Regions from separate parts of the Mus musculus genome. Here all the other regions are linked to region 4. Evidence: chromatin loops called from intact Hi-C (ENCODE). Cell type or tissue: left cerebral cortex. All regions are shown on one strand. Region 1 overlaps Whrn (whirlin). Region 2 has its middle 18 kb from the start of Gm42294. Region 3 holds the start of Whrn (whirlin). Region 4 holds the start of Tmem268 (transmembrane protein 268).

Evidence for each region. Peaks named below come from ENCODE experiments on the same cell type or tissue, not always from the same donor. Only the 100,000 strongest peaks of a DNase experiment are listed, where the experiment ranks them.
Region 1: it touches region 4 in a loop (3-fold over the local background); 19 of 42 quality-filtered maps call a loop at or near these places.
Region 2: it touches region 4 in a loop (2.2-fold over the local background); 2 of 42 quality-filtered maps call a loop at or near these places.
Region 3: it touches region 4 in a loop (2.1-fold over the local background); 13 of 42 quality-filtered maps call a loop at or near these places.

Annotation. Positions count from the first base shown.
Region 1 is chr4:63,412,997-63,420,996 of GRCm38, reverse strand. Whrn (whirlin) reads left to right here. Exons shown (of 12, transcript NM_028640.2): 8 at 1,504-1,575; 9 at 2,375-2,909; 10 at 4,404-4,585; 11 at 4,873-4,995; 12 at 5,331-6,087. The coding sequence ends at 5,513. Among named protein-coding and RNA genes, the nearest start is that of Akna, 14 kb to the right of the region's middle. In left cerebral cortex, a CTCF peak has its summit at 3,489 (motif pointing left); DNase peaks (open chromatin) are centred at 651, 3,484 and 5,895.
Region 2 is chr4:63,674,527-63,682,526 of GRCm38, reverse strand. No RefSeq gene overlaps it. Among named protein-coding and RNA genes, the nearest start is that of Gm42294, 18 kb to the left of the region's middle. In left cerebral cortex, no CTCF peak of the experiment used is centred here; DNase peaks (open chromatin) are centred at 752, 3,219, 5,379 and 5,631; H3K27ac peaks cover 571 bases.
Region 3 is chr4:63,494,052-63,502,051 of GRCm38, reverse strand. It overlaps Whrn (whirlin), which reads left to right and starts at 6,061. Exons shown (of 12, transcript NM_028640.2): 1 at 6,061-7,439. The coding sequence starts at 6,819. In left cerebral cortex, a CTCF peak has its summit at 3,477 (motif pointing right); DNase peaks (open chromatin) are centred at 5,902, 6,986 and 7,261; H3K4me3 peaks cover 2,240 bases; H3K27ac peaks cover 1,612 bases.
Region 4 is chr4:63,554,483-63,562,482 of GRCm38, reverse strand. Tmem268 (transmembrane protein 268) reads right to left here and starts at 3,720. Exons shown (of 10, transcript NM_001356354.1): 1 at 3,526-3,720; 2 at 1,488-1,571; 3 at 1-43. In left cerebral cortex, CTCF peaks have their summits at 3,617 and 3,925; DNase peaks (open chromatin) are centred at 4,661, 5,026, 5,119, 5,530 and 8 more places; H3K4me3 peaks cover 1,742 bases; H3K27ac peaks cover 2,363 bases.

The sequences.
Region 1 (8,000 bases), 140 kb after region 4:
ATAAGAGATAATAAAGCCACATTGTGACCTGTGTACAGAAAAGTGGAATGGGGTCGGGGTAGACAGCTGATAGTATGTACGGTGCCCATGTAGACAGAGCTGGTCTGGGAGGCCTCCGGCACCGAGAACTAAAGGAGAAATGGAAGTGAATCCCGAATGGTGCAGGTGCCAGGACAGCTAGTGCAAAGGCCCTGGGGCAGCAGGTATGGGAGCAAGAAAGGGCCAGCAATCATGTGAGTTTTTGGCTTTGCCTGAGGTGGGGATGAACATTCCTTGAATTCTTTTCCAAGGACTGTCTGGCTACTGGGTGGGGAGCAGGGTGGAGTGAGGGAGGAGAGTGGAGCAAGGGGAGTGGTGGGCTGCTCAGATAGGCCTGCCCATGCAGGAGGTAACCTGGAAGCCAGCAGAGCTTCCTGCAGTCAAACCATAGCAAAGGGAGTAAGAAGGGCTGGCCACAGTGCCTATAGTACGTGCGCTTGGCAGGAGGGGATGTTGTGAGCAAAATTAATTTTCTTTGTGGAAAGCAAACGACCTCATCTCCGAGGCAGCCCCACTGCCCTCAGGCCCAAGTCCAGGCGTAATCAAGAGCTGACAGAAAGTCCTCAGGCAGTCTCTGTGTTCTTCCCTGGTTATGCACACACAGTTCCCAGTGTCGGAAACATGGCTCCCTGCCCACAGTCGGGCCTTGTCCGCCTGCCCAATCTAGGAAGTCTTCCTTGGTGGCTGCCCCCCCCCAGTGTATTTGGTGCTGTTAGCCATGTGATGCCCTAAATAATCTCTGTGCGTGCCTCTCTCCCTCCCCCGACTGCCCTGTCTAACACACAGGATGAAGGGAGGAAGACATGGATAGTTTTAAAGATGGGATCCACTTGGAACAGCACCCTTATACACTCCTCTTTTGTTCTGTGTGCCCCACCCCCAGCATTCTGTCTGCCACTAGATGTGAGAGAGCTGCGTCTGTTAAAGCTCAAACCTAAGATATCCCAAGCATCTCCAGGTAGCTCGCTCAATGAAGGCCTGAAAACGATCAGGAAGTCCCAAAGAAAAATGAACTTCCTGGCTTGGAGTGTAGCTCAGTTAATAGAGTGTTGTTGTTGTTATTATTGTTGTTGTTGTTTTTATTGTTTTATGTAAAGACTTGTGTTCAGTTCCCGGCATCATATACACTGAATGAATTGGCAAATGCCTCTAATCCCAGTGCTCTGTAAGGTAGACAAAAAGGAGAATCAATTCGAGGTCATCCTAGGCTACACAGCAAGTTTAAAGTGAGAGCAGCATATGAGATCCTGTCTCAAGAAAATAATAAAAAAAAATTTACTTCGAAGAGACTAACAGAAAATGTCACCGTACCGCTTTGAATGGGTGAGAAAAATATCTACAGAGGGGTGTGTCAGGGTTGCCTCTGCCATCGGAAGGTGTCATAAGGTCCTAGATTCCAGGTCCATGAAACAGATGAGCTCTGCTCTCGCCTGCTCAGCTTGTTGCTTGTCCACCTGTTTCTAGAATACATTAGACCTGGAAGGAACCGGTGAGACCACCCAGGGCAGCACCAACGCTCTCCCGGATGTGTCTGTGGTAAGGCCCTGCTTTGCTGCACTCTCTTCTTTGTTCATGACCCCTGGGCTCTTCTCAGGGTTGGCCACAGAGAGGGGACACGGGGTGGGTGGTAGGATAGAGTCTCTACGGAGACCCCACCAACCCAGCTGATTGCCTGCTCTGTTGCCTGTGTGGCACTGGGCAAGCTTCTTGGACCCTCTGTGTCAGTGTTTTCTCATCTGTAACATGAAAACCCTGCACCTTGCTCACAGTTGGGGGCCAGAAGAAGTCAAGTGGTTTGGTCAAAGCATGGAGACAGTCTCTCTGTGGCTGTCAGAGCTTTCCAAGTGTGGACACTGGCCTAAGGAGGTCCCAGGAGCTGGTGGCCGTGATCCACTTCTGCGCATACTGCACCCTGCACCTCAGGCACCCTGCTGGCACATCATGCACGCTGCTGTTCTCATCCCTGCTTAAACCTTCTAGTGGGTCCACTACGCTCGGAGATGCACCCTGTCCATGGCCACCCTGCCACCCTGTCTCCTCCTGTCCCACCCCGTGGCTAATTAAGTCTTGTCACTTGTGATGAGCCCCTGCTGATGCCAAGAACTTCGATTCCCTAAGGAATCGAGTGGGTCCCCAGAGACACCTGCCGAGATCCTGGCGCTCCTCAGCTGCTGAGATGCAGGGAACAGTTTTCCACTGAGCGTTGCATTATTCAAAGCAGTGTGGCCAGGAGCTGAGGAGCAGGGACTCAGTCTTTGCCGGGTCCAGCACCACTCGCTGTCCCTCTCCATCCACTATGGGCTCTGACTTCTACTCTTGTTGGGTCTTTTGGCAGGATGATGTCAAATCCCCCTCAGAAGATCTGCCTGGTATCAAGCCACCTCCTCCCCCACCACCCCTGGCTCAAGGTCATGACCGCTTGCTTGGCCAGCCACGGAAGCCAGGGAGGGAGGACCCCGCACCTCTGTCTTCTGCTGCCCACTCAGGCATTGTCTTCTCAGCACCACGGAACCGCAGCCCGCCGCCAGGGACTGCTCCCACTCCGGGACCTTCCTCAGCACAGGACTCTCCCTCCTCCCCCATTTATGCCTCCATCTCCCATGCCAACCCCAGTTCCAGAAAGCCGCTGGACACCCACCTGGCCCTGGTTAACCAGCACCCCATCGGCCCCTTCCCTCGAGTCCAGTCCCCACCTCACCTGAAGAGCCCTCCTGCAGAGACCCCAGGAGCTGGGGCCTGCCTTCCACCACCATCACCCTCTGAACACCCTGACGCCGTGGGTGCAAACCAGCACTTTGTTCTGGTGGAGGTGCACCGTCCGGACAGTGAGCCTGATGTGAATGAAGTGCGGGCTCTGCCCCAGACTCGCAGTGAGTATGGTTGTCCAGCTCTGGGACACAGGGAAGGGGTCTCCAGCCCCTAGAGTCACTCTTCCTGTTGTGACGGCCTGGGCTGGGTGCTGCTTGATGGTCTGCTAGCCTACATGAGGTCTAGCTCAGGGTCAGACTGAAGATAGCCTGGAGCCAAGACTTGAGTTTGAATCTCACCGCTGCCCCTGATGATCATTTATTGCCTGAATGAGTGGCACCTTCCCTGGTCATGTGGGCTCGACAGAGGCAGTACTGCCAGGTCGGTCACTGAGTGGGGGTTTGTGTGGGGATGGAGTTAGGGGCCTCCTGCCCCTGCACTCTGCATCCATCACCTCTCAGCCTCCTCTGGAAGACTGCCTGGGGAGAGCATTGTTGCCCCTGACCACCCAGTCTGGCCGAGAGCAGGTGTTGGATTTCAGGGCTGTGGCGATCCTAGTCACCGAACCTCTGAATGGTGTGTAGAATTCAGAGTGCAACAAAGCCCCAGGCTGGGGCCCCCTGTTTTCTAAGGGATGCCCAGTGAGGGTGTGGAGGAAGTGCTGGCTGTCCAGCAAGTTAGCTGGGCTCTGCTGCCATCTTGTGGCTGAAATGATACCTTATGTTAGGTAGCCTGGAAAAGCCTAGCAAGCCTAAAGTAACCCAGGAAAGGGCAAGCAGGGACTCGAGGCCATACTCACAGATGCTCAACACTATGTCCCCGCCCCAAGGAAAAACTGGCATGTGTGAGAAGACCAAACAGACCTCTGTAGACGGACCATGCTGGGAGCCAGTAACGACTAGACACCTTGCTTGTACTTAACTCATGATGGAGTCCTGCCATCAGCCCTGGGCCAGCATTCTGTTACTCTCCATTTCCCAAGTGAATTCTCACAGCTTGGCACAGCCCCACACTGCTCCTCCCTGCACAGTCGTCTCTGTGACAACCCTGCGTCTGCATCACTCTCTGGGATTAGAACAAGGGCAGGCAGCTGTGGGAGGATTCATCCCTCACCCAAGCTTGCACAGTGTTACTACCCCAAACACCAGGGGCCACAGTGCACATTCTTAAGCAAGAGACCCCAGCTCAGGGTCCAGTGGCCACACACAAAATGAAGCAGCTTTGCTGACTGGGGAACAGGATCCGTGTGTCCACCACTCAGCTCACAGCAGGGTAGTCACAAAAAAGGTGGCAGACCTTTCATGCTTTTCTTTTTTTCTGGGAGCTGAGCCGGCCCATTAACCTCTATTTTCATATTTATGCCAGTGCCTGGGGGGGTCTGGGCAGAAGTCCTGGGAGTAGTGACCATCAGGCCAAGCCCTGTTGGCAGGTCAGGATGTCAAGAGATGGGGAAGGTTGCAGGGACTATGCCTTGCCCTCCAGCTCCTGTATCCCTTCATCCTTCCCTCCATCTTTGCATGGTCAATTGTCACAGCCATTCACCTCCCCCCCCCCAGCTCCATCACCTCCCCCACGTTGCCCTCCATGACAGCTGTTGTCTCCTCATGTGTCCCCAGCAGCCTCCACACTCTCTCAGCTCTCAGACAGTGGGCAGACCCTGAGCGAGGACAGTGGCGTGGATGCCGGGGAGACGGAGGCCAGCACCTCAGGCCGAGGCAGACAGACAGCATCCGCTAAGAACAAGAATGGCAAGGAGCAGCCCCGGACGGAGAGGACCGCGGAGGGTGCCAACAAACCTGTGAGTCGGGACTGCACACAGGGCCCTGGCGGAGGATGGACGGGCCTGAGAATCAGGAGACACTTGGCATGCGACCCATAGGATGCGTTGCGGGAAGGGCTCATCCGGAAGGGTCCCTGTGCTAGGAATCGTAGAGCCTCACTTTGCCCTGCTCCTGGGTGGCAAGCACTGGTGGCTGCTCTCTACTCTAGTGTAGCATGGTAGCGCAGGCAGTCTGAGGGGTCATATTTGAGGCTTCAACTGCCCTCCTCTGAGAAACATCAAGGCCACCCTTCTCCCACCTGCAGCCCGGCCTGCTGGAGCCAACGTCCACCCTGGTCCGTGTGAGGAAAAGTGCAGCCACACTGGGCATCGCCATTGAGGGCGGTGCCAACACACGCCAGCCTCTGCCCAGGATCGTCACAATTCAGGTTTGTCCCCTTGTGTATGTCTCCCTGTGTTAAAGCACTCTTCCTCTGCATCCTTAAGATGTGCCTTCCCTGAGGTGACACAGACCTGGAGACAGACACGGGGACCCTCTTGAATGACAAGCCCCTTGACGTGTCGGGCTGCCTGGGCAGGCTAACACGAACGGTTTCCCCGCCTCCACTCCATCCTAGCCTAGAACTTGGAAAGTTGCTTCCTTTTACTCTGCACAGCCCTGACTTTGCCAGGACTGTGGCCTCGAGACTGGCAGCATCCAGTTGCTTAGTGGGGGGTGAAAACCAGGTACCCACATGACCCTTGCTTGTGTCTCCCTGCACAGCGAGGAGGTTCTGCCCATAACTGTGGACAGCTCAAGGTGGGCCACGTAATTCTGGAAGTGAATGGGCAGACACTTCGGGGTAAGGAGCACAAGGAGGCCGCCCGAATCATCGCTGAGGCCTTCAAGACCAAGGAGAGAGACTACATCGACTTTCTGGTCACTGAGTTCAACGTGATGCTCTAGGGGTGGGGCCAAGTTCAGGGCTATCAGCCGGGGTCACAGGCAGAGTCTCCCACCCCACCCTGACACATACACCCTGCCTGGGCCCTTGGCCCAGACTAGGAGAAGAAGAGGGCCAGACAAGGCAAGCAGAAAGTCAGGTTAAAACCTGTGTGCCAGAAACACAGTAGGGGCTCAATAAAACTATGTTAGGTGAAGGGAAGGAAGGCAGAGTACATTTCTCTAGGCTGGAGAGGGGTACTGCCACCCCAGATGCCTAGGCCTTTGGCTGTGAGGACACAGGAGAGTTCACACAGACTGCTTCCTGCCAGGAGGACCTTCAGTGCCACAAATGAGCCGCCAGCACGCTTGTTCACACCAGTCGCACCCCCTTCCTCCTGGCTCCGTGCCCCTATGGTATTTATTTATTTATTTATTTCCCTTCCTGTGCTTCAGGGGAGCCCCCCCCCCAAAGGCCCCAGCTTCCCTTTGCACTCCCAGCCTATCCCAGAGGCCTTGCAGGCGACCAGCAATGTCAGTGTATTTATATACAGAGCTTATGACTTTAATTTTTCAATAAATAAATCTGAACAAGGTTGGGGGCCAGTGTTCTATGCTGTTGTCTGCGGGCTGGGGTTTAGATTGCTCTGCGTGGGGAGATGTGAGGGGTGGACAGGTGGGACACCCAGAGCTTCATACATTCTCAGCTGAATACTGAGCACCAGCTGTTCAGTTGGGGACATACGGAAGGAGAGGAGACAGGGCTTGGGCCTCACCTGCCCACTGGAGGACCTTACTGAAGCTGTGAGGGGAAACAGGTATGCTCCCAGATAGAGTATGCTATGGGCATTGTGTTTAAAAAACACACACTGGGGCCAGGAAATGGCTCAGTCAGTAAAGTAATCGGCATATGATCCTGAGGTCCTGAATTCAGTTCCCAGAACCAGTATAGAAGGACAGACACTGTGGCATAGGTTTGTAATCCAAACACTGGGGAGGCACAAGCAGGTCGATCCCTGGGGCTCACCGACCAGCCAGCATTGCCCCATCAGCAAGCCTGATGTGAGAGACCCTGTCTAGACAAGGAGTGGCTCCTTAGGAATGGCGTCTGTGTTTGATTTCTGGCTTCCACGTTAGCGTGCACACATGCACATCCTGTGTACAATCCAGGAAGCCAACTCTGAAGCCCTGGTTTATAGGCAAGCGACTCATTCACAAAGGAAAGGAGGCCCACCACAGAGGATGCCTCTTCCCAGAGGGTCCCTCCAGCCTCGTCCCACAGGGTGGAGTGCAGAGAGACCAAGAGCTGCAGGGAGAGCTGTTTCCACTCAGGGCCAGAGCCGGACACACCTTCCTGTCTATGTGAGCAAGGCCCACGGCCAAGGTAGTGAGGTCCTGGGCTCTTCCTGCGATCCCTCCCAACGGGACCCCTCTGCTCCAGCATCCAAGGCCAGTGGGGGTTGGAAGCAGACAGAAGGGAGAGTATCAGGTAGGAACAGTGGCAAAGCTTGAACTGGCCTGTTGACTGAAGACCAGCCTGAGGGCCATTTCCTCCTGACATTATGATGTCTGGTGGAAGAGGTGTGGTCAGCCCTTTACCAGAAGGCCCAGGGGTATGTTCAAGGTAGGCAGAGGCCATCAGTTCCATTGCAGAAGACCCTGCTCTAGGGCTGGGATTGGATTCAGTGCTAAAGCATTTACATGGCAGGGCTCTGGCTTCTAAGTCTCTGGCAATGGTTTAGGTTCAAGGTTTTAGGATGTTATTAGTGACCATCCTTTTTTTTTTTTTTTTCAAACCCAAGTAGACCATCAGAAGCCAAAGTCTTGGTTCTCCCAAGGCAGCTGGTACCCACCTTCATTCACCCATGGCTTCAGCTTCTCTCAGGGTCATGGCTGCTCCTTTCCTTCACTGTCAGGTCTGTCACCTCTATGAGGATAACCCCTACCCAAATATATAGGGCTTTGCCGGGCTCAGGGCTCCTGACATCATTCATCAGTTTGATTCCTGAGGAAGTGTGGCAGGTGACTTGCCCTGTGCTTGGGTTCTCTGCCTGTAGGATGCACAGGGTAGGTTCAGCAATAGGCCCCCAAAGGTGATGCACGCACGTGGAATCCAGAACTGCACAATAAATGGCAACAAGTGCAGGCCATGGAGTAACAGCCACAGGCCCAGGGATTCCCTGCCCATGGGCTTCTGTATGACAGAATACCTGACCTTCTCCAGCTCAGGGCCTTGTGGTTTGTACTGAATGCACAGCTTCCAAGCTGTTGCTGGCTGGCCGAGAGCTCATGGGCTAGTCACTGGACTGCTGTTGGACCTACAGGGCAGATACATTGTACTGGCCCTAATTTATTAGCTTGCTACTTGGTCCAGCCTCTTGGAGACAGAGCCCCCAAGCCCCAAGACTGCTCCATGAAAGGACGAGAGTGAGTTTCTTATAATTCCAGGATTCCTGACCCTGGCTCTATTGTTGAAGGGGTTCACTGGTGTATTCCTAATCGATTTTTACT
Region 2 (8,000 bases), 120 kb before region 4:
AAGCGGCAGAAACTTAGTTTCTGACGTGTGATGTACTCTCCAGGGTCAAAAGCCAGCTAGATGGCAATCTCTGGAAGAGTTTGCTCCAACTAGCAAACCAACACCTGGCTGGATTTCACAACCAAACATTATTCAAGAGCATGGTGTCGGCAGGGTTGATTTTTTTTTCCTCTGGCAACCCCTCCTGTTGCCCTGTACTTGCTCCTGTTCTCCCTGCAAGTGCTCCTCGTCTCCCTACAAGTGTTCCTCTTCTCCCTGTCTATATTCACAGGGCACTCCCACCATATTAGACCTAATTGAAACCACTTTCTTAAAACACCTAACTCTACATACTGCCACATTCTGAAGAACTAAGGATTTAAATCTAACATAGTTCATTTCTAGGTGGCTGAACTCAGTTACCAAGGAAGAAAAACTAGGGCCTGATTATACTGTGCATTATTTCAGAATTACCTGTACCACCTGGATGGGGGCGGGTGGCCCTGAGTGTATATATTACCTTAATTGTGACAGTAGTGCAAATGCTTGCATATCCCAAATGGGGCATGTTGCTATGTGCAGCAATTATATACTTCAGTTGAGCTGTGTAGAGTGAAGAAATGAAGGGAGAAGGTAAAGCAGTGAGGAGGGGAAGAAGAAAGACGAAAGCGAATGAACTGATTCCATTTTCAGCCATGCCTCAGTTATCTGCAAGGGAGGATACAGGCCCCCTGTGCCCAGCAAAATCCAAAGGCTTTCAAGCACTTTCCATAAATTGCATGGTATTTGCATACATTTGCATAGAATCGTTCTATTTTCTCCTGACCACATCATCTCCCAATCTGGTGTAATGCCTAGTACAATGGAAAGGCTATGTAAGTAGCTTTTATGTTGCTGGGGTCCAGGGATTGCCTCACAAACCATATGAATACTGACCTCAGTCAGACAAGGATAGTTTGTTGAGCATACACCCCAGGACTGGCCAACCAGGGTCATGGTCCGATTTAGGACTGAACTGTGACCCAGAGTTGAGTTCCTACAGAGTTTTAAACCTAAATTCCACAAATATCTATGCCAAGTTATTCCACCAATCAGGATTTAGGGGTAGGGGACTTCCTTAGAATGTTGTTCTGCTCCCATTGTTCCACAACTTCTCTCCAAAAGTGTCACCATTGGGCACATTCAACTATGGAAGACACTTTGCATATAAATCATAATATTCTTCCCAGGGTCCCCAGTGGTTCATTGTGACTTCACAACATAAAATTCATTCAATACAATTTTTAAAACCCCATAATCATAATAGCTCTGAAGCTGTTAGAAAGTCCAAAGTCTCTTCTGAGATTCAAGGCAAGCACTCACCTTTTTGATGATGTTAATTTAATGTGAATCTTACACTTTTCCAATATACAATGATGTGGTGGTTAAAATGAGAAGTGCCCCCGCCCCCAGAGGCTCAGGTGTTTGAACACTTGTTCCCTGGTTAGTGGCACTGTTTGGGAAGGTTGTGAGGCCTTTATAAGGTAGCGCCTTTCAGGAGAAAGTACATCACTAGAGGACAGCTTTGGGAGTTTATAGCTTCACCCCGCCTCTAGTTCTCTCAGCTTTCTGTATGTGATTGGACATGTGATCTGGGCCTCCTGTCCCAGAGCCTACTCTCATGCTTCCCCAACCATTGTCTGCTCTCCCTCTGGAACCATGAACCAAAATAAACTCTTTCTTCTTTGAGCTGCTTTTGGTCACGGTGTTTCAGAGCAACAGAAAGTAACATATACAAGAAGCACAGAGTAAACATTTCTACACAAAAGGGAGGAATAGAAAAAAAAAAAAAAAGACCAGACCTATCAAAGGGAAAACATGGCCTGAAGCTTCAAAGCTTTTGACTCCTTCTCTCTCTATCCCTCACTTCTGGGTCTATTCAGTGCCTAAAGCATTCTTTGGCAGATAGTCCATGTTCTCACTCTCTTCAGCATCCTCAGGTCTGTGTTGGGTTTGAGCCTTCATCCTCTCAACTTCACATACTAACTTTTCAAGGCCTCCCTACAGAAAATGCAGCCCTGGTGCCCATGGCTGGCCTTTCCTTGGATCCTTGGAATAAATCTCCATAACGCCACAATGAAACACTTCATGGATGATGATAATCCCATCCTGCAACACCTCATGAATGATAACAATTCCTGCTGAGAGTTCAAGATGCAGCCTGACACCTTTGGACCACTATTATAGCAGCCTCTGAGTATCTATACTGATAAATGTGGGAAAACATTTTTCTACCATGGCCCTTTTCAAACAGGGACAACTATTTTTGTTTGTTTGTTTTAAATTGTCTTATTTATTTACATTCCAAATGTCTACCCCCTTCCCAGATTCCCCTCCAAGAGTTTTTCACCCCATCCCCCCCTCCTTTGCCTCTGAGAGGATGCTCCCCCACCCATCCCTCTCACCCACCCATCCACCCCCATCTAACTCCCCCCACCCCTCACCCTTCTTACCTGGGGCATCGAGTCTCTAGAGAATTGGGTGTATCCTCTTCCACTGAGACCAGACATCTCATTTCTCCACTACATATGTGTCTGGGGCCACAAACCAGCCTGTGTATGTTCTTTGGTTGGTGACTTAGTCTCTGGGAGCTCCCAGGGGTCCAGATTAGTTAACACTGTTGGTCTTCCCATGAAGTTGTCATCTCCTTGAGGACCTTCAATCCTTCCCCTAACTCTTCCACAGGGGTCCCTGACCTCAGTCCAATGGTTGAGTGTAAGTATATGTATGCATCTGTCTCAGTCAGCTGTTGGTAGAGCCTCTCAGAGGACAGTCGTGCTAGGTTCCTGTCTGCAAGCACAACATGGCATCAGTAATAGTGTCAGTGTTTGGTGCCTGCTTATGGGATGGATTCCAAGTTGGGCCAGTCACTAGATGGCCTTTCCTTCAATCTCTGCTCCATTTTTTGAGGAATAACTGTTTTAAGATGAGGGGTATATATATATATATATATATATATATATTTGCTATTTTTACATCCTGAGATCTACAAATCTAGGAAGGGAGTAGGGCACCTCCCATTGCACTGGGAAAATAGGAAATACTTTTCCTATTTTCCCAGTACAAAGCACCCATGGTTTCTTTTTATTGGCACTGATCTCTTTAACAACTCCTGCTTTTCTGTCTGCACCCACCTTGCCCACAGTTTTAAATGTGCTCAAACTCCTTCTTAAGCTATATGTTTTCTACATCTTTCCGTTCTACTTTTTTTTTCCTCAGAGTTCTCAATATAAACCTGGATAAAAGTGGTATCTTGGTTTCTTTCCCTGTTACTGTAATAAAACATCCTGACAAAAGAAACTCGAGAGCAAAAGTTTTGATTTGACTCCCAATTCCAGGCTATGTAGTCCATCATGATGGGCAAGTCTCAGCTGCAGGGACTTAAGAGAACTGGTCACATTCATCCACAGTCAAGAGCAGAGAGCAATGCATACTCTCTGCTTCCATGCTCAGGTCCCACCCACAATTAAGATGGCTCTTCCCATATCATTTGATATGGTTAAGACAAGCCCCACAAGCATGACTAGAGGCTCATCTCCCAGTGACTCTGAGTTTTGTGTAGTTGACAATTAGCACAAACAATCACAAGCAGTGAATAGGAACCATGACACGCTCTAACTACTGTGCTATCTTAGAATTTCCTCTGTCAAATAAATTAGTACATTACTTTTGAATTCAACTTCACTCATATTTGCAAGACATGCACAGAACATAGCCAGATTAGCTGACAGAGTAAATATATAATATAAATGACCTCTATTCCAACTCCCTGTATTGCCTTTGTTCTCCCACAAAAAATTTCCTGCAACTGAGACTTGTCCATCAGGATAGATTATAGAGTCTGGAATTGGGAGCCAAGTAAAAACCTTCTCTCTTGAGTTGCTTTTGTCAAGATCCCTTTACAGCATTCATTTCTTATTCACCTTTCTGATCTTCCAGACTTACACCAGAATGTCACATTTGACCTGTATTTGCAATGTTCTGTGGCTTATCTAGGCTACACCACCAAACTCCCCCACATCTTTCCTGAAAGAACAGTTCCAAGAGCCTATGTATCACATGGTAAGAGTTCATAATAGCCACAACCTCACTTCTGATATCAAATATCTGTTAGTTATTTATTCTTACCACTGGGAAAGACAGTGACAGAAGCTGTTGAAAGGGAAGAATTTAGAAGGGAAGGAGGAGATGGAAGGGACTGGGAGGATAAGAGAGAGAGGAAACTGAGGTCCGGAGATAATATATGGGAGAATACATTTTTAAAATTAAAATATAAAACAAAGAATTTACTTTAGCTTATGGTTTCAGGGGATTTCAGCCCATTAATGAAGGGGAAGGCAACGCTAGTTTAGTTCATGCCCATAAAGCAAGGAGTGGCTACTCATTTTGATTGTTGACAGGGAAACACGATTAAACTGGAAGAAGAGATATGTATGACCTTCGCAGGCCTGCACCTGGAGTCTTAGCATTCTCAATTAGACCTATATGGCTAAAGTACCACCATATCCCAGTATAATTCTACCAGCCATGGACCAAGTGTCTAAACATAAGATCTTTAGAGGTGGTTACATTAATAAACAATGCTGGTCCTTGTTTATTTGTTGTTCTTTCCATCTTCTTTACCCCCACAGAACTATAGGTTCCTTGAAAGCAAAGATCTTGACTGTTTTTCTTATTATGCCATCTCTATTTCCAAGATGAGGACTGGATCATCAATAAATATGTTATGAAAGACATGGGTGGATGAGTGGATGGGTAGATGGATGGATGGATGGATGGATGGATGGATGGATGGATGGATGAATGAATGGATGGATGAATACAATGGAAAGATGATGTGTGGGTTGATTGCTATATTACAGCTTCATATGGACAGGGTAGTATCTTACAAGTCTACCTCCCAAGTGTGGGTGACAGTTACAAACCCAATAGTACAGGGGCTCTACATGACACCAGGTACAAAATCTATAAAGTTGCTCCTGTCTTCTGCTAGCCTGACTCCATTCTAAGAAATGTGGCAAAGGAAATAATCCCAAATGAAGGCAAGATGGGTGAGGATGAACATTTCATATGACATGTCATGCTCTGCTTAATTCCAAACACAGAGCAATAAGACAACAGCCAAGTAGCCTACATGGTGCATTATATGAGCACACTGTCCCTCATTCAAAATCATAAGAGCCCAATGAGTTTTGAAAAGCGGTGTTTTCAATGTCCAAAACAGCTATTAGTTGCTTATATTCTATTGTATGTTATTCCCAATAGAGTTACAAACCATACATCACAGACACTATCATCTGCAATAAAACAGATGCCTTGGCCATGCCACATCAGAGAGCTGAGGAGGATAAACAGCTCCCAGCAGCCCAGATTAGATTAGGAAGAAGGACTTTTACACAGAAGAACATCTGTTCTGTAGAGCTTCAAAGACTTCGGAATTGCACATGAAGGATGGAAATACTCAACAATCACCAAGAACCCAATGGAAACTCAGCAAGCCTGTCTGTCATCCTGCAAGAATACTAAAGAATTAATAAATAAAAGAGTAAACTATAGCAATGGCTAGGATGAGGTCCAATAGGCTGTAAATGTATGTTAAGAAACATTGGGGAGGCTCTACCCAGCTGACTCAGACAGATATAAATACCCATCAGCCAAACAGTGCATGGAGCTTCGGGACTCTTATGGAAGAATAGGAGGAAGGATTGTGGTTCCAAAAGGGGATAGGAACTCCACAGGAAGACCAACAGAATCAGCTAACCTGGACCCTTGGCTCTCAGAACCTGAACCACCAACCAAAGAACACACATGGATGAACCTAGACCTCCCCACACATGTGTAGCTGATATGCAGCTTAGTCTCTATGTGGGTCCCAAAGAACTGGAATGGGAACTATTCCAAAATCTGTTGCCTGTACTTGGGATATGTTCTTCTAGCTGGGCTGCCTAGTCTGGCCTCAGTGAGATAGGAAGCGCCTAACCTCACAGAAACTTGAAGTGCCAGGATGGGGGAATACCCAGGGGGACCTATCCACTCAGAGGAGAAGGGGAAAGGGATGGGAGAAGGATTGTGGAAGGAGGTGAACAGGAGGGGGCAGTGAGTGAGATGTAAAATGAATAAGTAAAAAATTAAAATGAAATTTACAAAATGAAAGAGGAAGGAAGGAAGGAAGGAAGGAAGGAAGGAAGGAAGGAAGGAAGGAAGGAAGGAAGGAAGGAAGGAAGGAAGGAAGGAAGGAAGGAAAAAAAAAGATGAAATACTAGGGTAAGAGCAAGTTACAGATTCTTGGTCCACAAGGCCATAAGGATACAGGAGAAAGTATCAAAGAGGAAGGAAGGTGAGATGAAAGAAAGAAGAGTAGAAAGTAGGGTCACCAGACACTTTACCTTCTTCTGGACCTTCTTACTATCTAGATCCCACCATAGCAGAAAAAGCCAGAAGGTGTGGTAAGATCCTGCAGGGGACCAGGACGAACAGGCACTGCGTTCTGTACCTGAAGTTGCTGTGTTGGAACCCTTGCTAGGGTTCCCAAAGAAGCGTTGTCACCAGGGATCAAATCCACTCTCTAAGATTCAATCCATCTCTACTAAAGGGAAAACACAAGTAAACTCGGATCACAGGAAACAAGGTCAGAGGTCCTAGGAGACCTGATATTCCTCTAGGCACAGTGAAAGAAGCAGGGAACCCAGCTCTGCTCTGGGATATAGAAGGCAAGAGCCTCCACCCCATGTCAGCTTTCAAAATGCCTTTAAGAAATGTGTGGTCTTCTGTGGCATCTCCATATCCCAAGAAAATGGAACTCTAAAAGCTCTGTTTTCCACTATGGGAAGAACATGGGATCCACCCACTTCCATCACTATTAGGTGAATAACAGTATTAGCCATTGGCATAATGCTGTATAGTGGACTATATAAACCTCAGTGGCTATGTGAAAGTCTATCCATACATTGGTTTCCCTAACAACTGAGACACAAATAATGATGACATCTACATTACAAAGTTGTCTGAGGATTAGAAAATCTACAAACGTCAGCTTTTATTTTGACAAACTGACATGTGCAGAGGGACAGACCCTGAACCACCATCTGAACACCCTGAACGGCCCTTCTCTGTGACTCCAAGTTCTTCATACATAAAGGCACCTGCTAACTCTCAAGAGCTCAAGGATTTATGGGCCCCAAACCCAGATTAGAAAGAAGGAAACTGACAGTCATTAAAAAAGAGGAAACTGGCCCCAAATCACAGAGTCTCCAACAAGCAGAGATCTTTACATCCCTGACTGTCCCATAGAAAAATCTTGCTAATAAAAGATAAACACCCTTGAAAAGAAAGGAGCTTTGAGGACATTGTTTTCTGTTGCCCTTTTAAATCTTAACCAGTAAGATCCACCCACCCAGAGATCAGGTAACTTCCTGGAATGCTGGGAGTTGTAGTTCTAGGAAAATAACAAAGCCTCATTAGTAGCCTAGTGGGTTTGTCCTTATAAGCCCTTGCAAAACATATGTGGGACTACTTATCTGGGAATCCCAAGGAGTGATCCTGACCAAATCTTATCTTGGTTAGTATTTAATTAGAAGCTTGCTTCAAATTGGTTCAAATGGGGGAACTGACTTTTCTGACAGCTCTCAGGATTAACAGTCACCTTCCCCTTACTTCAGAGAAGGACTCCTGTTTGCTGTTACCTGGTCTTCAAGCCTCTGGATTTCACTGGTGTGAGCCTGCCATAGTCCCCTACTCTCTACCGTGCCCTGCGCTACCACCTCACACCTTTCATGGGTTCTGGGGACCCAAAGTCAGGTCCTCACATGTGTGTGACAAATACTTCACCTACCGATTAATCTTTCCTTCCCTATTGCTTTATTTTTGGAAAAGGGCAAAAGACACCTGGAGCTAAAACTGATGAGCAAGGTAGACTGTGGGTGAATTCTATACTCGTGTGACTTTGAAATGGATACCAGGCTTCAGGTTCTCTGCCCAGTGCT
Region 3 (8,000 bases), 60 kb after region 4:
GCTGCATCCTCAGCCTGACTCTAGAGTTGCAAGCACAGGAATGGTCTTCTCTGTAGCCAGCCCTGTGCTAATTGCTTTACATGTGTTTGCTCTCTTAGCTTTCTAACTATCTCCTTTTCATATCCCTGATTTAGTGCTCTCTCTCTCTCTCTCTCTCTCTCTCTCTCTCTCTCTCTCTCTCTCCCTCCCTCCCTCCTTCCCTCCCTCCCTCCCTCTCTCTCTCTCTCTCTCTCTCTCTCTCTCTCTCTCTCTCTCTCTCTCTCTCTCTTTATAGGTAAAGAAGCCTAGGCTGGGAGAGATGTGGTTTCTCCAAGGTTATATAACCAGGAGCCACTTTACTAACTCTGGCTACAGTGCTGTTTGTGGTTCTGTGGTGCTGACACGAGTGGTGGAGCTGAGGCTCAGAGAAGGGGATTCTGGCTGGGAACCCTCACTTTACAAGTCCTGATGTTCCTACAGTCACATCTGATGTCCACAATTCAACACACCCTGACTTTAGTCAGTTCCAGGAAGATAGGGACCACAGTGGTGTGACATCTATTAAATTCTCAGAACACTATCAGTAGAGTAGAGGTACTTGAAGACCATGGAGGGAATGCAGGGATGGTCACCCCCATTAGCACTGTTGAGATCATGAACAAAGTGAGGATATTGGAGCTCAGAGTTTCCTTAATCTGAACCTTGCCGGGTGAGAGTAAGTGTCCCAGTGTAACCAATTCATAATCCCCTGATTAAGGGAGCTGTACAGACCTCGTGGCAGTGGGATTATAGAACAGCAAGCCTGATAAGGTCACTTACCCTGCACTGCCCACTTCCAGCTCACAAATTGGCTCCCTGGGGTTTATTTTTTGCTATCATGATAGTGTGCTATTTCCCCCAAAGCTGTGTGAGAGGAACCGGCACCAGTCCCATCTGCCATGCTACTACAAAGCACAGGGAGTAAGTCGGCAGACCTCAGAGAAATGGCTCTGTCTCAGCCCAGACGCTCATCCTTAGAGTCAGAGTAGTAATGATGGGGAAGAATAAAGAAGAATGATGCTCAGGTGGCACAGAGCCTTCTGCACCCATCCAAGATCTTGCCCATTTACCTGCTACTTAAAGAGCTTGAAGGGGCACCGCTGGCTGTGTGGGGATGGTGGGCAAGACAGCAGCCATCTCAGCCCCGTGGTTGTGTCTGTAAGACCGAGGCCAGAGGGAGGAAAGTAAGGAATTACTCACATGGAGGAGCACCTTCCATGTGCTCGTCCCCAGGCTGATAAAGGAGTTGTGTTCCCATGTGGAAAAAGCGTTAACTGAGATGAATTCCGAGCGTTGTAGGAGCTGACTTTGCATACATCAGCACAATCAGCATCAGCATCGTCCACCCAACATTACAGATAAGGAAATTCTAGTGAGGAAGTTCTCCCTGCTTTGCTCAAGGTCACAAAGGTAATAAAGAACAGAATTGTTAAGTTGGGGATCAACTCGCTGCTCTGACAGCTTTCTTACAAGCAAGTCACATGAATCTCTGTGACCATGAATCAGACTCTTTGCAGATTATACCCAAGGCAAGATAAATACCCGTCTCTCTCCTGTCGTTCGCTGGTTTTTTGGTGCTTTCTCTTTTCTCTCCTCTCTCTTATCTCCCTGTGCTTCCATCAATATTGTCGGTGCTATCTACCGGTCGTAGAGGAAACTGTTTCCCATTTCTCTGCTGATATCATCCATCCCCACTGACATTTGCAGAAGAGACAGGCTGTGGTCCTGCAGCACCAGCGATAGCTCTGGTTGTTAATGTCCTTGCTGCCAGGAGTCTTCACGCTGGAATGAGTTCCCCATGGCACCCAGCATCGGATAGCTTTGAGCCCCCGTATCTGAGCTGAGAAATCTGAAGGTCCCCAAATCCTCCCCATGAAGGATCTCTCTCAATGATATTTTCTTTACTAAGCCTCTACTCTGTCTTTATAGCACAAACTGTCAGCTTACCAGTCAGGGACTGTGAGTTATTAACCTGTGAGTTCTCATCTCAAATTCTCTAAAGAAAATATTCACATTCGTGGAAGAAATGTGGTCCTTGACTGATCCCAGCAGGAAGGATGGCCCAACTTGACATCTCTGAACCACACATCTGGGAGACTCTACACTACAGAGATTGATAATCAAACTCTGGAATGAGACTCTCCTGGTCCAAAAGCCCAACTCTCCATGTGGGTATCCCTCTCATCCTCAGGATAGTTGCCTCCTGGCATCTCTACATCCTCTCTGTTCTACCAGGAAGAGGACGACAGTGGTGATGGAATCTCTTGTACTTGCTGGTAGGAGTGAGTGAATAAAACATATAATTGCTTAAAACAGAGCTGTTCAAAAAAAAAAAAAACCACCAGCTACAGATAATTCTATATGTCCCACGGGAAATGCATCTCAAGTTAAATTAATCTCTATCACCTTCTGAGGAGACATTTCAGTGAATTAGAGGGAAGGAGAGAGGCTCCGAATAACTATGGAATGAATGGAAAAGGGCTTTTAAAGATTGCAATAAAAAGAGGGAGAAGGAAGTCACCAGTAATGTCCTGTCCTCCTGTGTGTCACATGCTTCATGTGACGCATAGGGCATGAAACGTGTAGCTTGCATTCAAAACCGTTGTGTCCTGAACCTGAAAAGGAATTCCAAGGGCTTATGGTTTGAATAGCTAGCTCCAAGCCGATGACACTGTATTGGGAGGTTTGAGAGACTTGGGAGGTGGGGCCAGGTTGCAGGAGGTGGGGCCAGGTTGCAGGAGGTGGGCCACTGGAGACAGCCTCTGGTAATCATAGGGTCCCTGGTTATTTCTTGTCCCACTCTACTTCCTAGCCAGTCATGACGTGAATTCCTGGGCTATGGTGTCATCACCATGATGGACTGAACTTTCTGGAATCATGAACACACACATAAACACACACACACACACACACACACACACACACACACTTGTTTTTGTCAGATATTTTGATCACAGTAATGCAGAAGTCACTAAGAGTCAAACAACAAACAAAAGTCCAGCTCAGCAACGAGCATATCTCAGCACTTGTAAGTTGTGCTAAGCACAAAAGGCAACACCATTCATTCTTTCTCCTGCTCTGTCTTTCCGGTTGCTCAAGTCCAGATTTCCAGAAACATCTGGACTAGAAGGGTTGGCTCAAGTTGGTTATCAACAGTGAACAATTAAAAGTGGCCTTGGTGCTGGATGTGGTGTTGCTTTGAAGGTTGAAGCGGGTGGATCATGAGTTCAAGGTTAGCCTGAGCTACATATCAAGTTCCAGGAGAGTCTGAGCTGCACAGTGAGATCTTGTCTTGGAGAACCCTGGCTTAGGGTATTGATCAGTTGTCTGAGGTCTTATTTAGCCTGTGTACCTAGTGGGGTCAGTTTCCAGCACTGGGGTGAAAGTTAGCTTTAGAAAAGGGGAGGGGTGGGGGGATGTCTGCGATTGCAGGAAAATACTATTTTAGCTCTGAAGAGGGCAGTATGCAGCCAAGGCCAAACAGGAACTCTTGATTCCTATTTCATTCAAGGGCCTGAAGGCAGTACAGCCCCCAGGAGTCCAGGCAGCTTGAATTTCTGAGAGCTTATTTCTTGACAGACAAACACATCTTCACTCATGAAATAGGATTCTTGAGGTTTGAGCACAGTTACACGTTGCCTCTCTGAGGGACACACTGCAAACTGATACGAAGGTGGTTATGCAAGATGGATGGGAAAGTTCCCATTTGTCCTTCCCTCGGTTCTCGCTCTGCTCTCTCAGATCAACCTCTATGAAGCTAAACAATAGCACAGCCTTCCCAGATGGTGCCCGATGTTTGCAGAAGAAAGTGTTTCCTTTTTCCCTAAGGCTGTTAGCACAGAGGCTTCTGCTGCCCGAAGCAAAATATTCTCGAAAACATCCTTTGCACAGAAAGGAAATATTGGGAGTGGGGAATCTTAGCTCCTGGGCTGCATTTATCAAACCAATCACAGCAATTATAATTAGAACACAAACTAACTGAACACTAAGCATGAAATACATTTGCAGAAAACCCGAACTGCATGCAATTAAGTCCCGTGTGGTGGCATTTCGAGGTATGTCATTAATACATGAGGGGAGGGGTTGGAACAGATTCTCTCCTTAAATAACTTGTTCTGGTTGCATTAAAGACTTCAACTAGGGTCGGCAAGAAGAAATAAGGATGCATAGCACGGACTGCTACACGCAGAGCTGTAAGACAGATGTCAAAGGGTCACTCAATTGGCTACTTAAGACATCACTTTGTGACGCCCTGTGAAATATGTTCACTGGGCATCAATTCAACTCAGGTCTGTGTGAAAAGAAGGGGAGAGCTTTGGGGAAAGGAGAACTTTAATTCTTTGCCTCCATTTTGGGACTGCATTAAACTACAGTGTTAGAAATCTCCCTGTGGCTTCCCATTACTCAGAAAGATTCTTCTTTTAAAATATTTTATTTACTTATTCGTTTATTATGTGCTACAGGGTTGCTACACGTGCCACAAGCACCATGAAGATTAGAGGACAGCTTGCAGGAGTTGGTTCTCCCCCTTCCACCGTGCTGGTTCCAGGCATGAAAATCAGGTGGTCAGGCTTGGTGGCAAATATCTTTACCCGCGGAAACATCTCTGCAGCCCAGAAAGTCCATTCCTGTTAGTCTCCTCGCCTCACTGTGGTCTATCTTGACACTCCTAATGCTTATCTTTTTTATGTTTGTTTGTTTTTAACCTTGACCTACACCGTCTTTCCTTTGCCAGACTATGACTCTTTGAGGTCAAAGATTTCAACTCTTTATCCTGGGTCTCCAGCATCAACCATATGCCGCTTGGTCAAGCAGCAGAACGGGTGCTTGGCAAATGTTGAATGAAGAATGACCAAGTGCACAGGTAAATAACTAGCCAGGGAACAAAACACCCTTCTGCAGCCAGCTCAAAGCCACTCCAGATAATCCTTCTCTTTTTCTATTTCTCCCATATCAGAGTCAGCCGTTTCATTCCTGTGACGGCAACCCAGGACAGTCTTAGGGGAAAAAAAACCAGCTTTTCACAGAACACCTCTGGAGAGGCAATTCAGGTTTAAAGAGATCCACATGGCATGTAGTGGTGACTAGGTCAAGCACTATAGATCTTCTTAGAACACTTCTTTGACTAGAAGCCGAGTTTTTCCTGTGATAGTGTTTAGGAGAGTGGGTATCAGATGACAGACTTTAGACTGTGTATTCTGACATCTTTCCATATAAAATATGTTTTTTTTAAAGACTGTATATAGAGTTGTCATGTAACCTTCACCCTGTTCCCTCAGTGTGGAAAAGATCACAAGCGGGACCTAACAGTTGGTACAAGTGACATTCCTACTCCAGACTTAGTTTTAAATGCATGTGTGTGTGTTTGCATACTTTACAGTTCTGATAACAGCTCCTTGCTTTCCCCCACTCCCCCCTCCCCCCCCCCCCCCCACTCCGGAGAGCACCAGAGGAAGGGGCCCAGGCTGATCTATCCCAGCACAGGACTTGGCTCCTGATGGCACCTGTGTGGCTTATATTCTTCTCATGTGCAGAGCAGGTGACCGATTATCGTCCACATACTCACTTAAACTTGCAGTCAGCACGTGTGCAAGCTGCAGGAACAACATTTTAAGGCAGAAAAGCAGAGCATGAAGCATCTATTATTTTAGAGGCCAAAAGTTGGCCATTTTCCCCAATTGTGAATTGGCAAACCGGCTAATTGCTCCAAAGCGACCCTGGAATCGAGCTGTGATCGCCGGAAAGCGCAGCTTTTAGGACCCCATCTTTCACCCCTGGGCTGAGGAAGTGGGAAGACTTCGCAGGGGCCCAGGGCTCCTCCTGCTTTCTTTCACCCCCACTTTCACCCCTTTCTTCCTTGGGGCCGGACTGTTTCACCCCGTCTCCAGGCAACAGCCAGGCGCGCCAGGCGGGACGTCATTTCCTGAAGAGCCCGCGGGGGGACGGGGCGGGGAGGGGGAGGGGCGAGGGGGCGGGGCCAAGTCCCGGCTGGCGACGGCGGCGGCGTCGGAACTCGCTGGAAGACTCAGCCCAGAGCTGCTCAACAGTTCGCAAAGTCCGGGCTCCCGGCCGCGTGGCTCCGTGTGCGCCCGGGCGGCGTTGGGGCGCGGGGGCCCGGGCTGCTGCATGGTGGGCGGCCCGGGACATGCCCCGCACCCCCCGCCGGACGCCCGCGTGGCTCCTCTGGCTGCGACTGCTCCGGACTCTGAGCCTAGATTGACCGGCGCCCTAACTTCTTTCTGACTTTGGGGTCCCCCAGCCCTAGAGGAACGGGCATCTCGGCTGGGGGAGCCCCGGACATGGTGTGACGGGGCGGGCGGCGTGGCTGCGCCCCCCACTGCGGCCACGCACGGTCCCCGCGCCTTCCGGCATGTAGCTGCTGTTCTCGCTCCCCCCGGCCTCCAGCCGCAGTCTCCACGACCTCCGGCCTCCAGGCGCCAACTCTTTGTCCCCCCAGGATCCCGCCGCGGTCCTCAGGATTGCAGCCGCCGTCTCTTCGTCCTCCGAATTCCAGTTTCACCTGCCTTCGCGCCCCTGGGACACCAGCCGCTGTCCCTGCCACCTCCCCAGGATCCAGCCAGCGCTCTAGCTCACCTGCACCTCCCCAACCCACCCTGCAGCCGTCGTCTCCGCTCTCCGGGCCAGTCTAGACTGCAGCCGGTGACTCCGCGTCTACCCCAAACCCAGACTCCAGCCGTGACCTCCGCGCCCCGGGGAATCCAGCTGTCGCGCCTCTGGCCGCAGGTGCAGCTGCCGCCCCGCGCCGCGCGCCCCGAGTGCGGCCGGGCCTCGGCGGGGAGATGAACGCACAGCTGGACGGCCTGTCGGTGAGCTCGTCCTCCACCGGCTCGCTGGGCTCGGCGGCGGCGGCGGCGGGCGGCGGCGGGGGCGCGGGGTTGCGGCTGCTGTCTGCCAACGTGCGCCAGCTGCACCAAGCGCTCACGGCGCTGCTGAGCGAGCCCGAGCGGGAGCAGTTCACTCACTGCCTCAACGCGTACCACGCGCGCCGCAACGTCTTCGACCTGGTGCGCACCCTGCGCGTCCTGCTGGACAGCCCGGTCAAGCGGCGTCTGCTGCCCATGCTGCGTCTGGTCATCCCGCGCTCCGACCAGCTGCTCTTCGACCAGTACACGGCCGAGGGCCTCTACCTGCCAGCCACCACCCCCTACAGGCAGCCCGCCTGGGCCGCTCCCGACGGCGCGGGGCCCGGGGAGGTGCGACTCGTGAGCCTGCGGCGCGCCAAGGCCCACGAGGGCTTGGGCTTCAGCATCCGCGGGGGCTCGGAACACGGCGTGGGCATCTACGTGTCTCTAGTGGAGCCGGGCTCCCTGGCAGAGAAGGAAGGGTTGCGGGTCGGGGACCAGATTCTGCGCGTCAACGATAAATCTCTAGCCCGGGTGACCCACGCGGAGGCTGTCAAGGTAGGGCTGTGGTTTATGGGAGCGTTAGAGGACAGTACAGGCAGTTTAGTGCTCCCTCTTCGGTTGCCTGTGCTGCTATCTTTTATACCAAATCGCCTGACCTTTCTGGTCTTTGTTGTTGGTTTATTTTTGCCTCCCTGACCGGATTTTAAAAGAGGAACATTTAATTTGTGGCGCAGATCGGTGTTCTGAGCACGGAGGAAATGGTTATTCTTGCCTTAGGTGACCTAAAGGCTAAGGCACATACACAGTATAACATAAGCAAATGCCTGGTCATAAAATGTGAAAAGGGCTGTGGATCCTTACAAGTGTTAGAAAAGAGCCCCTGCTTGACATTGGGTAATTGATGCTCTCCCCCCTCCAGACCCCCCCCCACCCCCCCCATCTTTATTGCTGCTGTGCTGTTTTCTGGATCCTGTAGGCTTTTTGCCGCTGAAAGTTAGTTCTGCCCCACTGCTAGTAACCCAGGAGGAGGCTGGGTAACCACAGAGCTGGGGCTGATCCTTCTATTTGTGGACTAACCAGTGTATGCTGGAACAAGCCAGACCAGAGAACTGGCGC
Region 4 (8,000 bases):
GGGGGTGCAGTTCATGCTGGGGCAGCGTCTCACCTCCACTTGCCTATGAAGAACAACAAAAGAAAGAAGTTGAGTCCCTGGCTTCCTGGCCTTCCCGGAGGCCAGAGTTGCTAAAGGCCAGGGAGGACCATAAGGAGTCTAAATGCTGACCTTCCGATCTTACTGAGGAAACTTCTCGGAGGAAGAAGAAGGAACTAAAACCTTCCTCTGGCCTCTGCTGAGAATTTCCCTACTAGCTAGCATAGGGTCTTCTCCAGCTCAGCCACACCAGACACCACCCATTCCTTCCTGAGATGCCCAGGCAAACAAGCCTGGGACAGGTATTATGTTCGTTATGGGAAGGCCTGTTCACATATATACAGCTCTGTTTACATGTACAAGGCTCTGCAAGATGTACAAACCGAAACCAGGGAACAGGAAACACAGATTGCACACAAAAAGTCCTGACAAGCATGAAGAGGAGAACTAGCAGACAGTCTGACTACATTCCAGTTCTCTAAAGGGGTAAAGTCCATGTTCAGGGTTCATTCACACTGTGGCCCCACAGCCTCCTACTTGTGTAAACTTGGATACATCACTCATCCTCAGAACTTCGAATAGGCTTCTTCAAATCTATCAGACCTCTCCCCACAGAGGCCCACTACCAAGAATCAATGGACATAGGAATCAAAATCACGGGAAGGCCATGGGGAACAGATATCACACTCCATGTGTATTAGCTCTTTAAATCCTTCAAGGCCAGCACTCTAGAGGCAGAGGCAGATCTATCACCAGCCTGGTCAACATAGTGAGCTCCAGGCAAGCCAGGGCTACACAGTGAGACCCTGTCTCAAAGACAAAACAAAACACTCTCAGTCCAGCCTCATGACATATGCTGAGAGTCCCAGCTCTGAGGAGTGCACGAGGCAGGGCAACTGGATCAAACATTTAATGCCAGCCTATGATACACAGTGAGCTGCAGACAGGTGTAAGCTACCAGGTAAACCCCGCCTCCTAAAAAGAAAGATAGTTTCTCCTGGTCACAGGAGAAAGCAGTTACAGACAGCCGCTTTCACTGAAGCAAGGGTTTGCTCGCTGGGGCTTCCAGGTGGTCAGAGGTTTCCAGCAGGGAAACCTTGGCAGTTAAACGCTCTACTGAGAAGGAGAGCAAGCCCTGGCTTTGCAGTTAGCTCTGCAGGGTCCCGGAGGCGTGGCCAGTGCTGCCAGCATCCACCTTTAGCCATTATCATCAGTCAAAGTGGGAATGCTCCTTATGGGGGCTCCTTTGCTGACCTCCTGAGTCACCAATCTGCTACCACCTGTGACACGTGTCCCAAGAAAGATCATGTCCTATTAAATGCCACGAAGAGCACACCAGTCCTGAGAAAAATCCTCTAGATCATTCATGTGCTACCAAGGGAGGTTGACACTGGGGAAGGCAGGAAGCATACAGATGACACACACCTACTTGAATCCAAACTGGCCCCCAAGCCCCACTGCCCGCTGACCTTCAGGGAGGAACTGAACCTTCTGGCTTCTTCACTGTTTCTCTCCAGATTTCAACAGGCACAGCTGCACAAGGCTGGGATGCTCTGCAAAATGAAAATGGGGGGAGGGGACTCCTGTTGAGAACAGAAGGATCTGCGGTCAGGGGGATGGATCCGAGGGTAAAAAGCACTTGCTGCCCAAGCCTGGTTCCCCAAGTTCTACCCCAAGGTGCCCCTATAAAAAGCCAGATGAAGAGGCAGGAGCGTCTACAATGGCAGTGTTCCCCTTACTCTGCCCACAGCCCAGATTCCGTTCTCTCCTCAACATGGGTTTCCTGTTCCGTGGTCAAGACATACTCTCTCCAAAGCTGAGTGGCTATCAGCCAAAGAGTCGGGAGAAGGATTTTAGTGACTCCAGGGTCTCAGCCCTCAGCACCCACGCTTGGGCTGGCTTCCTTTCCAGCTAATTCATGGAATCATCTTCGAGTGGGTCAGAAGAAACCACAATTCCTAGGCAGTGATATAGAAACCAAGTCCAGTCAGCCTGAGTCTCCTTGCGGCTCATGCTCAGTCCAACTCACAACAGCGGTCTCAAACAAAGGAGTACTTACCAGCCTATCTTAGTGCGCCTGCTCTTTCTATAGACCCAAGAGGCACAATGGCCACAAGGTTGCGCCCCTCTGCTGCCTCTGAGCAACTGCTAGGTAGGCCACAAGGCAGACCCAACCCTGACATCTGTACTCCTGGCCGAGGACTCAGGCCCTCTCGGTGAAGCCTCCCAACACTGGAGTGTTGAAAAGGCTGGGAGGAGCTGACACAGACTGGAGTTGCTCAAGCCCGGGGCTGCACAGAAGGATCCACTGGTTGCAAAATGCCACAATGAAGCATTGTGTCGGGGGCAGAAATCACAGCACCCACATCAGCCCCCTCAGCTGCCCACAGAGACCCAATCAGCAGACTCCAGTCACACACCCAAGTTTGTGTGTGTTGGCTAAAAGTAACCTGCCCAGCCCAACCACTTCCCACCTGGGTAGCCTTGAGCAAGGTAACAAGACTTCTCTCTGCCTCCATTTCCTGGAAAGGAGACAAGGACAGACACTTAGGATTGCCCTATGGGTTCCACGTCCATGAGATCCACACTTGGGAAAAGGTTGATTACTGAGAGAAGGTAGCTGTCATCAACCTATGCCACAAACATTCCCTGAGAACCTTCTAGGGCCAGCCCCTGGACTGTAAAACCAGGAGTGGAACATGGAGCGTTTGCTCAGCCCTCCCCTGCAGGGATCACCATCCACTGGGGAAAACACACTCAGAACTGCCAGAGAGATGAGGAGGAGGAAACTAGGCAGCAAAGGTGGAGGACGACAGACTCCCTGGGCTGCCTAAATGGGCTGCTTCGCCAAGGAGGAGACTGAAAGGAGCCACACAGAACTGAATGGACTCGACTCAGAGGTCAGGATGGGTCCAGGGCTCCCCGTGTACATTCTCATCCAAGTACCGAGGCTACAGGGCCATGAGGGGTCAGGCAGGACCCCAATGGCAAATGCTAACCATTTACCACCTCCTCAGCTCTGCTCCAATCTTCAGCACACAAGTAAGGGAGCCCCACACCATGGTAAGCAAAGCACAGAGGGAGCAAGTGACTGCCGACCGAGTTCCTCTGGGAACCCACATTGCAACCAGATTTTCCAGTTGCGGGCTGTGCAGACTCAAGCCCCCAAGAGGTCTCATCTCTGCACAGTGCCTGCCAGCCTCACCAACATCTGAGCGCCTAACATATCCTGAAAGGAAAGAAAGAAAAAAAAAAAATGGATTTCCTTCTTCTAACTCAGCTTCATTAATTACAATGCAAGTCCAACACATCAGAGAAGCAGCAGTCCCCCAAAAGTTTAGGGCAGAAAAACCTGGCTGGACAAGGAGTTCAAACGCCCCATTTCAATGATGAGAACATTAAGCCCCGGAAGAGAAAGCCGACTATCCAAGGTCAGGGAGCAAACCCGGAGGGAGCCAAAACAGAAAGCCGGCTCGGCGCGGCCCGGCCCGGCGTCTCCCACCGTACCTGGCCTCGGGCTTGGGCAGCAGGCTCCCCGATCTCTGCCCTCTGGCCTTGGGGTTCCTTTACCCCAGAAATCACCCGCCCTGCCCTGCAGATCCCACGCCTGACGCGTGGGGCGGGAAGAGGTCACCCGAGCCTGAGCGGAGGGACGCGCACGCAGGCCCCGCGGCCCCAACCCCCGAGCGCGGGAGCGCGGACGCGCGGGCACGCGCACGGCTCGCGCACACTCACCGCCGCGCTGCCGCCCGGGCCGCTCAGGGTCAGAGGTTCCATGCCCCTTGTACGCCGCGGCGTCCCGGCGCCGCCGCCCCCGCCGTCCCCGCGCGCCCTTTTTGGGGCGCGTCGCCCCAGCCGGTCTCCGCCGAGTCGCCCTACGGCAGGAGCGTCTCTCGGGCCGAGCCCGGAGCGTTTCATCAGCCACGCTCCCCCAGGGCGCCGGTAGGGGCCCTGCGCCCGCCACGTGCATGAGATCTGAGCTCGTCCCTGCAGTGAAGGAGCGGGGCGGGGAGGCCTGTCCCGAGTGACAAAGTCATGGGATCCGATGCATGAGGCACACTCGGGACCAGAAGTTTCTTCCAGGCTTGTTTTTAATGAAAAACGGTGTTCAGTATTGAAAGCGTCGGTGTAGTCTCCACTTTGTATCTGCGTTTTCTTTAAAAATCTTTAGTTGAGACAGTGCTGTGAAATTGTGTGAGATCTTTACGAAATAATGTGTGAGGTGTTCAAACACACACTTGCACACCCCGCTCCTTGAGATTTAAAAGGATCTGTGATGGCCTGCTTCTTTTTCCAGGTAAATCACTAGTCTTGGGTTCACCTTGGTGGGTTGTTCTGACAACAGCAGACCTGGCTAACTACATGTACTTTTCTTTGGAGTACGTGTTTATATCCTATTAGCCACCAAACATTGTCTTTCAACAAAGACGGTGGGCACTTGGTTGCTGCACCAACAGCCTGGTTTCTTTTTCAGGGGATCGATGAATGCACAGGTGGTTCCCACCCTTGCTTACAGGAAGGACTAGGGCAGTACATGCCACTGCCCTTGTCTCTACAAGTGGTCTTGTACACACAGAGAGACACAAACACATTTCTTCCTTTTAACAACTCTTGAGGACTTCCAGACCACAGGACTTACATGTGCCTGCAGGATGTTTCCAGGCAGCGAGAATGAATTGAAAACCCAAATTAGCATATCCCATGGAGGTGCCCACGGGGACAAGTGAGGATCAAGGTGGCAGGCTACTGAAAATGAACTTATCTGTGAGCAAATCAGCACTGAGTACCTGCTCTGTGCCAGCCTTGCCCTGGGCAGTAGAAAACAGTTCGTGGGAGCCTCCCATGTAGTTTGATCAACTTGCTAAACAGTAATGTAGAGGCCTGGGAACAAAAGACCCAAGGGTGCTGAGACTTCTAAATGCTGACCCGGCTATTGAAAAGGAAACAGCAACAAGCTGTGGCCTAGCCCCGCCCCACCCCCAACCCTGCCTGTGAAGCAACCCTCCTCAATGTCAGAGATGCCCTACTGCCTTCCCACCAGCCTGTCTTCACTCTCCACGGGCCAGCAGTTTTAGGTCGACACACCAGCCTCCTACAGGTACACAAACGGAACTTGGGAAGCGGCGGACAGAGCTGTACTGGTGCACTATGTAGCTGCCTGTGTGCTTGGACAGCTCTGCCCACTCATTCAGGAAAGTCAGGGACTCCTGCTGATGTGAGAGGCTGCAAGGGCGAAACGTTGAGTACTTAGTGTTCTGACTAGCAAGTGCACCCTTGCAGCAACACAAGTGTTTGCATACCTGAAATCCTGGGATAGGGGCGGGGGTGGGGGCCGGAATTCAAGGACATTACAACCAGGGAAACAGACTGCAGAGCTGACTTTAGTAGTGACTGCTTGATGGGAGTCTCGGGCATTTGTGAGGATTTCGATGTGCACTACCTGCAGCCTACACCGGATGAGTCACTGCCCTCTCTCCAAACCCCAAGCTCCATAAATAGAGCACCTCTCACTTCCTCCTGCCCTCCATTCTTTCACTTCCAGGTCCCAGTGTTTGCCTCAGGTCTTCCCTGTCCATCTGGAAGATCAGTGCCAAACCCATTCTCATCACCTGACCGGCCTATTCTTGGGTCTTGGGTGACAGGGCCCTACTTCTGAGAGCCCTGTCCTGCCCTAGGCCAAGGGCTGTCCTCCTCACTGGTTCCCATTCAACCTACAGTTATCCCTATTATGACCACTGGCTCATTCTTTCCCTGACAGCACAAACTTCGAGTCCTAAGGCCATTACATAGCTACCCAGTGCCCAACGGACAGGCTTTTGTTAAACACATCTTAATACATGGATGAAGTAAAAGAATTCTCCCCAGAATGGACAGAATTTCCAGAAATGCAGCAGCAGCAGCAGCAGCAGCAGCAGCAGCAGCAGATGGGATCGGAGGGAGCTTCAGAGAGCACCTGAAGAGCTAACTGGGCTGCCAGTTACATTCACTGACTTTCTAGCTTTCTTGCCATGGGCTGAACAAACTGATCAGATCACACAGCAGCTCTGGCTCACAAGAGCTGAGAGTCACACATTCAAATGCAACTCTGCCACTAATTATCTGTCCTTGAATAAGTGAACTTCATCCCTCTAAGGCTGTCTCCTAATTTATGCAATCTAATACTACTGCAGACATGGAGTATACAGCATGTATATCAACACCTTAAATTAGTATTAATGCATTAATACACAAACTATTCAAAAACGTATTTATTATAAAAGGTACCACCGCTAGTGGCTCCCTATCTGTTCAACTCTTGGAAGTGGTGTGACCTGGTAAACTCCACTATGAGATGTGATATGACAGCAGGTGAGAGCACAGAACTAGACACAGAGCTGTTGTCCTTGCCAAGTGTTCTGGGAGGCAAACAACATATCTGTCAGAAAACTGAGTCAAACTCCTTGGTACCTGTCAGGAAAGGCAACAATCCCCCCAGGGTACTCAAGGTGCAGAAAGCTAAGTGTCAGGGACAGGTAACAGACAAATGGAGTGAGGCCACAAGACAGTAACTGTATGGCTGTGCAGAGGATTCAGCTAGTGTGTGGGTCTCTTTTCATCCTTAAAATTAGGAAGGCAGCAAGCAGCCTGTGGTGGTTTGAGTAGGTACAGCCTCCGTAGATTCACGTTTGAATGCTTGGCCCAGAGGCAGTGGCACTGTTAGGAGATGTGGCCTTGTTAAAGTAGGTGTGGCCTTGAGGAAGGTCTCCTATGCTCAGACTACACAGTGACAGTCTCTCCCTGCTGCCTGAGGATCAGGATATAGAACTTTCGCCGGGCGGTGGTGGCACACGCTTTTAATCCCAACAGAGGCAGAGGCAAGCAGATTTCTGAGTTCAAGGCCAGCCTGGTCTACAAAGTGAGTTCCAGGACAGCCAGGGCTATACAGAGAAATCATGTCTCGAAAAACCAAACCAAACCAAACCAAACCAAACAAAAAAGATAGAGAACTTTCAGTTCCTTCAATGTAAGCATGTCTGCCTACAGGCTGCTGTTTCCCTCCATGACAATAATGGACTGAACCTCTGAAACTGTAAGCCAAACCTAATTAAATGTTCTGGTTTGAGTATGTTTGGCCCAGGGAGTGGCACTATTTGGAGGTGTGGCCTTGGAGTAGGTGTAACACTGGGCATGGGCTGTGAGACACACTTCCTAGTTGCCTGGAAGCTAGGCTTCTGTTTGACTTCGAAACAAGATGTAGAACTCTCAGCTCTTCCAGTACCATACCTGCCTGGAAGCTATGCCGTGCTCCCACCTTGATAATGGACTGAACCTCTGAATCTGTAAGCCAGCCCCAGTTAAATGCTGTCTAACAGTTGCCTTAGTCATGGTGTCCACAGCAGTAAAACCCTAAGACAGTTATGGTCTCCCTTCACAGCAAAATCCTTAAAATCCTAAGACAGCCCCTTCGTGGGCACTGGACTAGCAACCCAGCTTCTTTTCTGGTGTTATCTGCAGCTGTTGCCAACTGGGCTAGAATGCTGCCACTTTTTTGTTATTTCCAAGTAGAAAAGGTTGGAGGTGGGTGACCTCTGTCAGTTATTCCTCCCAACAAAGTAAACACATCCTTAAAGTTCACACTCGATGCAGAAGCTAGCCAAAATCACTTGACATTAAGAGACAGAGAAGCAAATATTGACACAATATTCTGGCCAGCATCTTCCCCAGAAAACACTAGCCAAATCTTTTCATAAAGACGGTGCCCAGTCTGCCTGTTTGCACAGGCAGGAAACAAAGAACAAAGCGAGAATAAACTACCTGGTGGCACACAAGCTTTTACAGGAACTCCAGAGCCATTGAAGTGATAGGAGGCAAACTGACAGGAAAAAAAAAAAAAAAAAAAAAAAAAAAACTCTTGGCATCTGCCACATTGTTCCTAAACTCTGGAGAGGAGAGTAGAAATGACATATAACTCATAAAAGCTGCATTTGTGGAAGGAAGCTTCA